Regions from separate parts of the Homo sapiens genome. Here regions 1, 2 and 3 are each linked to region 4. A link is a contact called in ENCODE Hi-C or POLR2A ChIA-PET data. All regions are on one chromosome and are shown on one strand. The core of a region is the stretch at or near the end of the contact, and the rest is flanking DNA. Distances in the headings are between cores, read along the strand shown. Region 1 has its middle 160 kb from the start of TRIM33. Region 2 holds the start of CTTNBP2NL (CTTNBP2 N-terminal like). Region 3 holds the start of DCLRE1B (DNA cross-link repair 1B). Region 4 holds the start of MAGI3 (membrane associated guanylate kinase, WW and PDZ domain containing 3).

Region 1 (2,804 bases), core at 182-2,681, 960 kb before region 4:
CTGTACAATCACAGTCCAGAAGCATTAGAGCTTCACGAAACCTCAGAGATATGGTCAGTCGCCTCCTCAGGGGAGGCACCCAGGGCTAGTGCCCTGCCTAGGGTTTCATAGGTGGTGGCAGGCCCAGGCCCAGAACATACATCTCCAGACGCTGGTCTGAAGTGCTTGCCATCAAGCCTAGTCCTACATCTGCTGGGACCCCAGTGCTGTGGGGAAGGGATCTGGTGCTGTGGGGAAGGGATCTGGTGCTGTGGGGAAGGGATCTGGTGCTGTCCGGAAGAGATCTGGTGCTGTCCATACCCATCCGCGTGTAAATGTTGTGTGGCTGGTACAGTTTAGTAAGGAAAGTGTCAAAGAAAGGCAGTGTGAATATTGGTCTGCGAGGTATCAGCGAGCCAGTAAGCAAAGAACTTGGGAGGTGCGTGCTCTCTCTCTCTCTGACACACACACACACACACACACACACACACACACACACACAGCAAATTTCGGGAGGCAAAAAGCTGTGGGATTGGAGTTGGAGAGCTCAATTTCTGTGAGATCTTAATGAGATGGTTCTGAGAATCTTCAAAAGCTAGACAATTACAAGACACTGGAATTAAAGTTTTGCAAATACCTGAGGGAGAATACTAGCTCAGGCCCTCAAAAGGTAATCACCTGTCCTGAGCAGCCAGGACCGGAGGGTCCTGGGCCAGAAGACCCTCAGGGCAAGGGGCCATTGCAAAGACGATCATGACCATGATTACCGTCATGATTGTTATCCTCGGAGAGGGGCTGCCTGCCACAGGGAATGTGCGATGGTTTCAATCTGAAAACAATCCCTGAGCTGCATGTTCAGGTAAACTCATGCTCTAGAAGCAAGGTGCTGTCGTGCAAGTTGCTGGCACAGCCTTCCGCAGCCTTCTTGCAATTCCGGGCTGCACCCGCGAGGGCTAGCGTCACGGTCCCTCTTCTGAGGCGCGCTGGCGCCCTCTAATGGACACTGCCGAACAGGACGCCACGGCGCTGCTGAGGCGCGATGGCTGCGAGGCCGCTAGGGGCGCTTGCAGGCGGCACAGACTGGTGGAGCCGAGTGACGCGGCCGCCAGAGGTTTGGGCCGATTTTGGAGACCGGTGATTAGGTTTCTTTCTGCCTGATTCAGTCCTGCTAAGTTAAAACGTGCAATAATCCCTTACTGCCAAGGCACACGTTTCTCTGTGTTTCAGGGGTATCAAAAGCATTTGCTAAACAAGTCAAACCCGTCGTTCTTTCGGTCTATTCTATCAGTGCCTGGAGAGGAATCTGGAAGAAGGAGGTGGAGAAGGAAGGAAGGGCGTGGAGGGTGAAGACGGCCCTGTGTTCCCCTGGGCTGGCCCGGCCCTCCTTTCCCAGAGCTTTTCCCCCTCTCGCCGTCACTCCCGGGGGCCCTGGGCCAGGAGGGAAGGGGGATGGAGGGGAGGATGGGATCCCAGGGGAGGGTCTGGGTGCGCGCCCCCACTGCAGGGCAGGTGACTTCGGAGGCGCTGGAGCCAGCGGAGCGCAGGCCTGTCATGCAAGCCGACCCTGCGGTGGGAGGAAAAGCGGTCTCTCGGGGGAAGGCTCCTGGCAGAGGCCTTTCCCTTGATCGGCTCACTTGGCTCTTCTGGCAATGCGGTGCCCTTCGCAGGCAACTTTCCAGGGGTCAGAATCACAGTACGCCAGCCCTGGTTTACTCCCCACAAGCGTCTCAGTCCATCACTCTGCTTTGTGTTGTGCTTGCTCTGAGGCCCAGGCTCATCCTGTACAGGCCTCATCCAGTAGCTCAACATCTGTCTCCATTCCCTCTCCCTGTCCTTTCCCCAGAACCTCCCACCAAGAACGCTGGTCTCCTATTGCTTTCACAATAGGTCTTGATGGCCCAGAAAACCCGAGCGCAACTCTATGGCATCCAAAAATGTGTTCCCCATTACTACAGGCAGGGGAGAGCTGGGTCTTTAAACACCCTGGAGGTGAGGGGCATACACGTGTGCCTTCCTGCCTTAGAGTAGGCGGAATCCTAAGACATTAAAGAAAAGAAAACAAGACAGCTGATTTCTGAATTAAGCCGGATTAAAATTCATACTAAGCTGTACTATTAATTTAAAAAGCTCTTATTTACGGTCTACTAGACACTGGGCACTTTAAATTCAATAAATTATCTCTCTCTCTTTTTTGTTTTTGTTTTTGTTTTTGTTTTTGAGTCGGAGTCTCACTCTGTTGCCCAGGCTGGAGTGCAGTGGCGCGATCTCGGCTCACTCAGCCTCCACCTCCTGGGTTCAAGCGATTTTCTTGCCTCAGCCTCCTGAGTAACTGAGATTATAAGCACGTGCCCCCATGCCCCATGGCTATTTTTTTTTTTTTTGTATTTTTTGTAGAGATGGGGTTTCGCCATGTTGCCCAGGCTGGTCTCTAACTCCTGACCTCAAGTGATCCACCCCCCTTGGCCTCCCAAAGTGCTGGGATTACGGTGTGAGCCACCACGCCCAGCCTAAATTTAATAAATTCTCACAACAAGCAAGTTAAGTACTGTTTTCTCTGTTTTCTACATGAGAAAACTGGTAATCAGAGAGGTTAAAGACTTGTGCAAAACTACACAGCTCTCGATGTCAGTTGAAATAGGTAGGTTATGCTGCCTTAATAAATAGCCCCCATATTCCAGTGGCTCATGTTAAACCAGTCGTGGTTTATTTCCTATAAACATTCCATGTGCCTCACTCTGCTCTGTGCTGTGCTTGCTTGGAGGCCCAGACTAATGGGGCCGCCAGTTGTGGGACATTGCTGGGTGCTGGGTCAGAGACCAGAGAGC
Region 2 (2,872 bases), core at 106-2,605, 990 kb after region 4:
ATGAATAGCTAGAATACCTTGCCTTTATTTACTCTTATCTCTGAGATTTAAAAATTGTTCTTACTTTTCATCCTCTAAATTTTGATAGATGATCGTAAAACCAATCAAAATATACATGAATGTTTCCTGGGGGCGGGGAGGACACTATAAAAAAGGGGTTAGAGAGTTACCAAAGGACATAGGACTAGATTAATCATAAACCTAGATGACTGACCCTGAATTTTCTTCAAACACTTCCTGTCTTTTGTTTCAACCTGCAGTATACCTTCAAGGTTAACTGCAGTCTCCCTGAGCAATGGACCAGCCCACCCTAGACTGGGATATACTCATTCCTAATCCACTGCTACTTATTTACTTATGTATACTGTTTCATTTGAAAACATGGTGTTATTCATTGACTGTCAAGCAACATATACTGCATTCCTGCCCACACAAAGCCAGCTCTGCAGATATCCAACACACCCACCTCACTGTGAAATATAAGATGGCTTTTCATCAAGTTCTCAGGGAGGAAATAGGGTGGAAAAGGAAAAATGAAACGCAATTCAAACCTAAGAAACCCTTAGAGGCTGGGTGCTCCCAGAAGGAACAGAAAGTAGAAGGAAGGTACAAAGGGTGAAGGAGAGGAGGTCCTAGTTCTCCCTCTTTCACAGTCCAAAACAGTCCCAAAACAGGAGAGCTCTCGACTCCTCACAAGAGGCCAGAGGATGCGAGGGGCTGCGGGAGGAAGACTGAGCATCAGAGAATGGGGGATGGGAAGAACTTAAGTGGGAGAAGCCGCTTCCTCCGTAAAGCTGGCTGTCTAGGTCGGTCTTTGATTTTTGCTTCGCCCCATCCCTCCTTTTTGGGAAACACCAATTTTATCTTACGGAGGAAAGCAGCTCCAGTCCCACCCTGGCGAGCAGGGACAGGTGTAGGGAGGGATGTTTGGCCTTCCGGGGGTACGAAATGGGGTTGGGGGCGGCAGCCTAGAGAATCGGTACCTGTGAGTCCTCTCCGCCAAGGCTGAGGTGCGGGGTGGGAGGTGCCTTTGAATGAGGGGTGTCAGAGGGAAGCCCCTTCTGAGGAGCTGGGAATCGACGAGGGACAAAAAGTAGCTGTGAGGACCCTCGGAGGATGAGGAGCCGCCTCCTCGGGGAATACCGGGAGGTGGAGGAGACGGCCCCGCCCCCTCAGGGGATGGGCCCAGAGGCCGTTGAGACGGCGGCGGGAGGCTACCGGTGCCCCTATCCTTGCTTTGCTCTTGAGAACCCGGCCTCCCAGCCATCACCAAGCCCCAGGGATAGTTGCTCCTACCTTTCCACGACGCTCCGGGCTCCGCTCCCCTCCGCCTCCACTCCCCATCCACAGCGGCTGAGGCTCCGCCCCCTCAGCCGCCCGGCGGGGGCATTGGCATTCACCAGCGCCAATCGCCTCCTTGCTTCTCCAGCCTCGGCCCCAATCCGCGCCGGCTGGAGGCGGGGCTTCTCCAAAGTCATTCAGGCTCCTCCCGGGGCCCCAAGATCCCTTTTGTTTGGGAAGAGCAAGGCCGGGATTGAGCTCGCGTCACTTCCGGGAGGAAGCGCCCTCCTGGGTCCTGGGCTTCAGGGTGGGCTCGCGCCCCTCCCGGCTCGGGGTCTGCAACTTTCCACCTCTGCGTGAAAAGTCTGGGCAGGACCGTGACTAGTGCTTCGTGCTTTTACCTGACTGTACGCGGAGTTTAGGAATGGAGGGCTCTGGTGGCCTAATCGATTGGGATTTTATCCAGAATGTTAATAAATGAAGTGGGCTTTGGTGTCTGCATTAGAATGAATTCGTTGTTGAAAAACCTGGCTTCCTTGCTCCCTTTTTTTTTTTCTTTTTTCTGGAAGCGCCTGTGGGCGTGGTGCTGGAAGCAAGGGTGCAAAGATGAAACACCTGGAGATCACCCTTCTCTCAACCACATTTTGTACAGAAGAGGATACTAACTTTGGGGGACATAAACCCAGCCGACCTGCCTTCCAGGCGGAAGTCAAATAATTGCAAATTTGTGTGGCAGGTTTTTCCACCCTATGCTTGCCAGCTGAGGCGACTTTTTTCTTTCCTTGGCCTCATTATATTGTGGGGAATGGTGTTTGCAGTGAAGTTGAAACAATGGAGAGTACAGAGGATGCAAGGAATGTCTGCCTTGTGAACACAGGAATGCAGATCTTGGTGGCAGCAAGTCTTAGGCAGGACCAAATAACTCAGAGAGGGGAGTGGATGTATAACTAGTTGTATCCCTACCTAAGGTCAAAGTTTCTGAATTCCTTTTCCACAGAATGGCTGTCAGCTCACAGATTGATGCAGCTGGTTACATTTACAATAACCACATTATTTAAAATACAATATAATAAATATTTGAGACGAATATTCATAATGCATAAATAATGTAGTACACTTAATACATTATCCCTAAACTTAGCAATTATAATTCGCAAGACAGCATTAGGGACCTAGTGCTTGCCTAGGCAGACAGTCCCCAAGGCAGATGCAGCCTGCCTCATGCAGTTTACAGTCTGACTGAGGGATGTGATCAGTTTGTGCGATTATAGTCTGAAAGAAGTAAACAAGTATTTATCATGTTATCACTGTGCCATGTACTTTCATTTAATGGTATTTGATGTCATTTTCAGTGCTGTATGAGAAATCTATCCTACAGTGTAGGATAGACATCATTGTGTCCAATTTACAGATGAGAAGATAGAGATTCAGAGAAGTCAAATAAAGTCATAGAGCTAGTAAATGGTAAAGAATTTCCAGTAAGGATGTATGACTCCATACTTATGCCATATTCTGCTCACTTCACACTGGCTCTCACATGCTGGACTAAGAATGGGCGTGGATGATGGTAAAGCAAACATTAGAGCCAGAA
Region 3 (2,929 bases), core at 59-2,558, 510 kb before region 4:
CTGTAGTCCCAGCTACTCGGGAGGCTGAGGCAGGAGAATGGCGTGAACCCGGGAGGCGGAGCTTGCAGTGAGCCGAGTTTGCGCCACTGCACTCCAGCCTGGGCGACAGAGCGAGACTCCATCTCAAAAAAAAAAAAAGAGTTCAGCAAACAGTCTAGTCAGCAATTCCCAAACTTACTCCTGATCTTAATCTCTTGGAGACTTAAGGGTGGGGTGGGGAGAGAGCTGGAGAACCACCCAGCACATTAGGTGGATTCTTAAGATGAGGCAAGTTTAGGCGGGGCGTGGTGGCTCACGCTTGTAATCCCAGCACTTGGGGAGGCTGAGGCGGGCGGATCACTTAAGGTCAGGAGTTAGAGAACAGCCTGGCCAACATGGTGAAACCCCGTCTCCACAAAAAATACAAAAAATTAGCTGGGCGTGGTGGCGTGCGCCTGTAATCTCAGCTACTCAGGAGGCCGAGACAGGAGAATCGCTTGAACCCGGGAGGCGGAGGCTGCAGTGAGCCGAGATTGCGCCACTGCACTCCAGCCTGGGCAACAGAGCGAGACTCCGTCTCAAAAAAAAAAAAAAAAAAAAAAAAAAAAGGCAAGTTTGGGAAACATCGGCCTAGCTTACTTATAAAGGTAGGAATAGTTTCCTTGGCTGGATTAAAATATCTCCTCAACTTATGGCTAACTATCTCAAGTTGGTCACTTCGAAAACACGTTCCTATTCTGGGTTAAAGATGCATTTTTGGGTTCAAACAACTTCCAAATCAGTTTTCGTGGCCCCCATTCTATGACTCCAAGAATGACAGGTTGAAGTCCCAACCCAGATGCCTGGACCAGCTCTCGGAGACCGACTCCAGCCCCATACCTGTAGGTGACGATGCAAGAGGTGGGCTGTAATTGGGGAGCAGTAGAGGGGCCGGGCCCAGGTGCTAGACAGGCCCACGGTGTGGTCCGAGTGCATGTGAGACAAGAAGAAGAGACGTGCGGTGCCAGCCCGGCGCAGGCTCCAGAAGTCCACTGCGATGGGCGTATGGGGGATCAGGACCCCATTCATGGTGGTAGGGTTGGAGTCACCAGTGGGATCTTCTCCACGGGGGCAGGGCTCCTGCGTGAGGCTTCCACAACGGCGTCCCGATAAAAGTCATGCTGGGGCAAGAACAGGGCCAGAGACCCTAAGGGAAAGAGCCCAGCAGAGCAATAAGTTACCAGAGTGGGCAGAAAAAGGAAGTCACCCTGCCCGCTGGAGCCCAAATCGCGGAGGGCGCTGGACACTCCCAACCGCGCGGGAGCGGAGGCCGAGCCGGGCACTCAAAGCGCGCGCTGCAGGGAGGAGACAGGCCAAAGTAGCCGATTTCCGATTGCCCGCCGCAGCTCCACCAGAGGGAGCCGCGCAGCTGCGCCTGGAGAGTGAGAGGTTGGGGGAAGGGCATCCTAAGGTCGGAGTCGGGACTACGCTTAGCGCTCGCTCGCGGGGAGACCGGCAGCGGTCTTCTGTTTGGTCTCTTGACAAGGGGGCGGGACTTCCGCAGAAAGCAAGATTGGGCCTATCCGCGATGAGAACGGCGTGGAGGGGGAATTAAGGCTGGAACTGGAGAGGGAGGGGTCTGCGGTCAGTCGGACGCGGCGCTGGAAATCCGGCGGAGGACCTAGAAGTAGCGGGAGCGATCTGTGGGCGGGGCGAACGGCCTGCCGGCCGACGGTAGGGCCTGAAGAGCCTAGGGTGGGGCTCGCGGTGTCGCGGAGGGCGTGGAAGTGTGTCAGGGCCAGCGTGCCGGCCCTACGGAAGCCGAGCCTGAGGCGAGATCTCGCCTTTTGTATTTTCACTGACTCATATTTCCTTTACTCAGGCTCCCACATCAGGACGAGAAGGAGCCCTCGAGTTACCGTGGGAGCTGTGGGAGCTGCCCTGTGACTCTTAGGAAGATGCCGTACCTTGGCTCCGAGGACGTGGTGAAGGAGCTGAAGAAGGCTCTGTGCAATCCTCACATTCAAGCTGATAGGCTGCGCTACCGGAATGTCATCCAGCGAGTGATTAGGTATCACCTACCTCCCTTCGCGTGCTAACTGCTCCCTTTGCAATCCCCATCAGGGCTCACTAGCCCCAGTCTCTCTGAAAGGGTGAATTAGCTTTCACACGTGGCAGTTATATGGTTCGGTCTTCGTCCTGCTGCTTTGGAGTACCATGTCAGTCTCCCCTCTGCAGCATCTTTTACTCAGCTGGGTAGTTTCCTCCATATCACGGGCTTGAGCAATTACTGGTGACTCTTGGATCTATAATATAGCTAGTACAGACTTCCTTTTTTAGCTTCAGACCCACGTATCCCACTGCCTGCTTGGCATTTCCACGTGCGTGGTTTATCAAAAGTATGTCCGAAATAGCCCGGACATTCTTCCGTCTTCCTCAAACCTGTTCAGCTTACATTTGTGTTGATGAATGCCACCAGCAGCCGACTATGCGTGGGAGCCAACCTTGAGGACACCTGATCTCTCACTTCTTATGTCAGATGGTTTGAATTCATAATTCTAAATATCCATCCTCTCTTGTTTATTAGCATTGTTGTTCTGGTCCAGGCCTTCATCAATAAAGCAATTGCAGCAGCTTACTAGTAGGCCACTTTGCCTCATTTGAGACAGAATTTTTCCATTATACATACCTGAACACATAACTCTTGCCTACAGCTATGGTTCACAAACTTTACTATGCATAAAAATCCCTTGGGGTGCTTTTTGTCATCCAGTCCAGGGACTGATTCTGATTTCAGTAGGGTGGGAGGGAACCCAGGAATCTGTATTTTTAATAAACATTTCAGTTGGTTCCAGTAGGAGACCAGTCTGAGAAACAATAAAGTCCAAACTTATCACAGCACCCAAGGAACAAGCTGTTAATTCAACTACCTACAGACTCTTAAAAAAATGTGTGCTGCTCCTGCTCATGT
Region 4 (2,896 bases), core at 89-2,588:
CTGAGATGTCTGCTAGAGTGCAAGAAACACTGAAGCAGCTAAGCCCTTCCAGGTACACCAGGTGGTAACCTTGGCACCAAGTGCCTCTATAGTAAAGTCCCTTTTTCCCTGTTAGAAGATGCGTAAGATCGTTCCAAAGAAAATGTTACAATCCTAAGGGCCTTTTTGCACAACACAGGAAAAGGCTGGCCTTCTCTAGTCAAAAACTCTTGTCTGCGGGGGGAGATGGAGCTACAAATGTAGGAAACCCAGCTTCTAGTCGCAATTCTGTGACAGCTAGCACAGCTAGCAGAGCAACCGCGCCAAGCCAGAGCTCAGTTTTCCCTTCGGCAAAATGGGACTCACCAACGCCACCCCTCCCCCTCGTCAAGGAGTCTGGCACACCCTAGAGGTCTAAGATTACCCGGGACAATACGCGGTGGGGAGGTGCCGCCGCTCCCAGGACGCCCACCCTGAAGCCCCTCTCCCCAACACCCCGAGACAGATACGCAGGGCCGGCGTACCTGGTTTCACAGTCTTGAGACGGATGGGCTCGCGGAAGTGGCGGATGACAGCCAGGGTGTCCCGGTTGGTGAGCCCGCTGACAGGCGTCCCGTTTACCTCCAGCAGCACATCGCCTGGGCTGGGCGCCTTGCCCGAGACGACGCAGCAGGTGCCCCCGCCGGGCTCCTCGCGGAGCCGCCCCAGGTAGGGGAACTCGCCACGCTCCGCGCCACCGCGGATCTCCGCGCCGAAGTCGCCCGGGGGCCCGGCCCAGGACACGGCGCACTCCTGCACCTTGCTGAGCCAGTGCTTCTTCTTCTTCAGCGTCTTCGACATCCCGAACCCCGCTGCACCATGGGGGAGACCCCGCGCGGGCGGCCGGGGCGCCGCTCCGGCCCCGTCTCAGCCCGGGGGCCCTGGGCGGCCCGCGCAGCCCGGTAAGGGGGGCCTCGCCGCTCCGGCCCCCACCCCGCGACCACAGCCCGCTGGGGGCCCGGCCGTTCCCAGACGCGAGACGCCCCTTGGACGCCCCTCCCGGCTGCGCTCCCCGGGGCTGACCGGACTCCGCGAGGGCCACCGCGGGTTAGGCTGAAGAAAGGAAAAGGGAATTGTCCCCAGGAGGTTCCAGAAGGGGCTTCGGGCGGGGTCACTGCCGCCGGCTGGTCCCTGGGCTCAGCGCCCGAGCGGCGGGAAAGGCTGAGGCGGGGGGGCGGGGAGGTGAAGGGGGAAGAGCCGGGAACGGGAAAAATCCGTGGGGGGCGCGCAGAAGCGCGCGTAGACCCGTCGCGGGATCGATCGTGGCCGCTGCGGAGCTGTAGCGCGGAGACCAACGCCTGCCCAAGCTGCCAGGAAACTGCCGCTTTCAAACCAGCCGCAACCTCCTCCTCCTCCCTTTTCCCTTCCCCCGGCCCTCGCCCATCCCTCATCCAGAGCCCCGCCCCCTCCCGCCGCGCGGCGCCCGGCGCGCTGCCGTCACAGGCTGGGCGCTTGGGAACGAGCCCCGGCCCTGGACTCTCGCGCCAGGGATTGGCCCCCGGCGGGCAGGAGGCGGACCGCCAACGAGAATGGGGACCACTGGTTGGTCGGTGCGAGTGGAGGAGGCGGGCACTAGAATGACTGAAGTTTAGAGAGGGTGGAAAAAAGAAGTTTGGAGAGTGAGGGAGGGCGCAGAGGAGGGGCAGGGGAGTGGAAGGGGCTGTAGGTCGCAGGGCCGGGAGAGGCCCTCTGCGCGGCGGCTGGAGCCGAGGAAAACTCGAATCCGAGAGGGACCGAGCTCCCCGAAGTGGGGGCGTGGCCGGCGAGTTAGGCGGAGACGCGGGCGGAGCCTCTGAGCCTGTGCGGGGCGCAGAGAGGGGCCGGTGTGCTTAGATTGGAAGACAACGTGCGGAGTCCTGAGCCGGCCGAGGTTCCGGGGCCTTTAGGGTGGCCTGTTACAGCCGATAGTTTGCATTGAGTGGATATTGCTTGTTCATTCGTTCATTCAACAGATGTTACTGAACGCCCATTGAGGCAGGGCTTCGGAGTCCGGTTGATGAAAGATATTATAAAATAGAGTCCGGCACTGCTGTATGACCTAAGACAAATTAGACAACCTCTCTGAGCCGCAGCGTCCTCAGTGAAAAGTGAAGATTACAGAAGATGTACAAAATAACTGCATAGTGCCTGACAGTGGGTGGTTGCCTCTTAAAGTTTGGTAGCTGCTGCTGCTGCTGCTGATGACGATGACGATTTTGTGTTAGATATTGTGCTAGGTACTGGGATTCAAGGGTGAAGAAAACAGAAGCCCCGCTATTGAGGAGGTTACAGTCTAGTGGGAGAGACTGAGAAGTAAGCAGACTGCCTGAGGTGAGGGAGTGGGGTGGAGGTAGAAGGTGGATTATTAAGAACTAACCTGGTAGCCAGCAGATCTGGTTGGAGTCCTGACATGCTACTTACTTGCTGTTTGACCTTGGCCAAATCTCAGTTAAAGGAGGTGAAGGGAGAACGAACATTAAATAAAAGATATCGTAGATCCCTTCCAGCTCTAATTTTTCAGAAATTTCACTTGAGCTTTCTCTCTTCCCCGGCTTGACTTACACTCTTCCCTGTCTTTGGAATGCCCTTCATCTCATCTCTTTTAAAACTCCTATCCGTCCTCATCCCAAATGCCGGCTCTTCCAGGTAGCTTTCTCTGATTTCTTGCCCTCAAGTGGAAAGTGTTTTCTCTGAGCTATGATCTTTGTTTCACTTTTGCAGCATGACATTTATTTGTGTAGTCTCCTGTCTCCCTTTAATAGTAGGTGAAAGCCCTTATAAAACTCCACACCTCAGATAGACTGGACCAAGCTTCAATAGCTGCAGTGATTTCGTTGACACCATTGTATCAGTCAGGGTCCTGGCAGGAAACAAATGGCATTTTGCAAAGATGTGGGCA

Evidence for each region. A loop is a pair of places that touch in the nucleus more often than their neighbours do. ChIA-PET counts read pairs that join two places held with the same protein, here RNA polymerase II (POLR2A). Pooled maps may share reads with other maps.
Region 1: a map of CD4-positive, alpha-beta memory T cell shows a loop between it and region 4 (7-fold over the local background). The contact joins the enhancer-like site here to the promoter of MAGI3 in region 4. A Hi-C loop is called at or near these places in 4 of 168 maps with a recorded cell type or tissue (CD4-positive, alpha-beta T cell, CD4-positive, alpha-beta memory T cell and naive thymus-derived CD4-positive, alpha-beta T cell) and 7 of 50 pooled maps.
Region 2: a loop to region 4 is called in a map of CD4-positive, alpha-beta T cell, with 9 times the contacts of the local background. The contact joins the promoter of CTTNBP2NL here to the promoter of MAGI3 in region 4. A Hi-C loop is called at or near these places in 4 of 168 maps with a recorded cell type or tissue (B cell, CD4-positive, alpha-beta T cell, CD8-positive, alpha-beta T cell and 1 more) and 15 of 50 pooled maps.
Region 3: a map of ascending aorta shows a loop between it and region 4 (5-fold over the local background). The contact joins the promoter of DCLRE1B here to the promoter of MAGI3 in region 4. A Hi-C loop is called at or near these places in 5 of 168 maps with a recorded cell type or tissue (IMR-90, ascending aorta, chondrocyte and 2 more), 2 of 37 single-sample maps with no recorded cell type and 26 of 50 pooled maps. POLR2A ChIA-PET finds 5 or more read pairs at or near these places in 2 of 52 experiments (activated T-cell and activated naive CD4-positive, alpha-beta T cell).

The regions. Positions count from the first base shown.
Region 1 is chr1:114,344,883-114,347,686 of GRCh38, reverse strand. No RefSeq gene overlaps it. Among named protein-coding and RNA genes, the nearest start is that of TRIM33, 160 kb to the left of the region's middle. RefSeq lists an enhancer at 1,541-2,041. Within about 2 kb of position 1,431, at least 21 of the 41 ENCODE cell types and tissues checked have a DNase peak (open chromatin) inside an H3K27ac peak, as active enhancers do.
Region 2 is chr1:112,394,697-112,397,568 of GRCh38, reverse strand. It overlaps CTTNBP2NL (CTTNBP2 N-terminal like), which reads right to left and starts at 1,355. Exons shown (of 6, transcript NM_018704.3): 1 at 1,297-1,355. RefSeq lists a silencer at 1,108-1,157.
Region 3 is chr1:113,903,705-113,906,633 of GRCh38, reverse strand. DCLRE1B (DNA cross-link repair 1B) reads right to left here and starts at 1,308. Exons shown (of 4, transcript NM_022836.4): 1 at 859-1,308. The coding sequence starts at 1,047. It overlaps AP4B1 (adaptor related protein complex 4 subunit beta 1), which reads left to right and starts at 1,835. Exons shown (of 10, transcript NM_001253852.3): 1 at 1,835-2,029. The coding sequence starts at 1,917. RefSeq lists enhancers at 1,420-1,469, 1,500-2,059, 2,140-2,199.
Region 4 is chr1:113,388,957-113,391,852 of GRCh38, reverse strand. It overlaps MAGI3 (membrane associated guanylate kinase, WW and PDZ domain containing 3), which reads right to left and starts at 1,338. Exons shown (of 21, transcript NM_001142782.2): 1 at 504-1,338. The coding sequence starts at 819. RefSeq lists enhancers at 293-342, 393-892 and silencers at 573-732, 793-922, 1,333-1,692, 1,723-1,772, 2,762-2,896.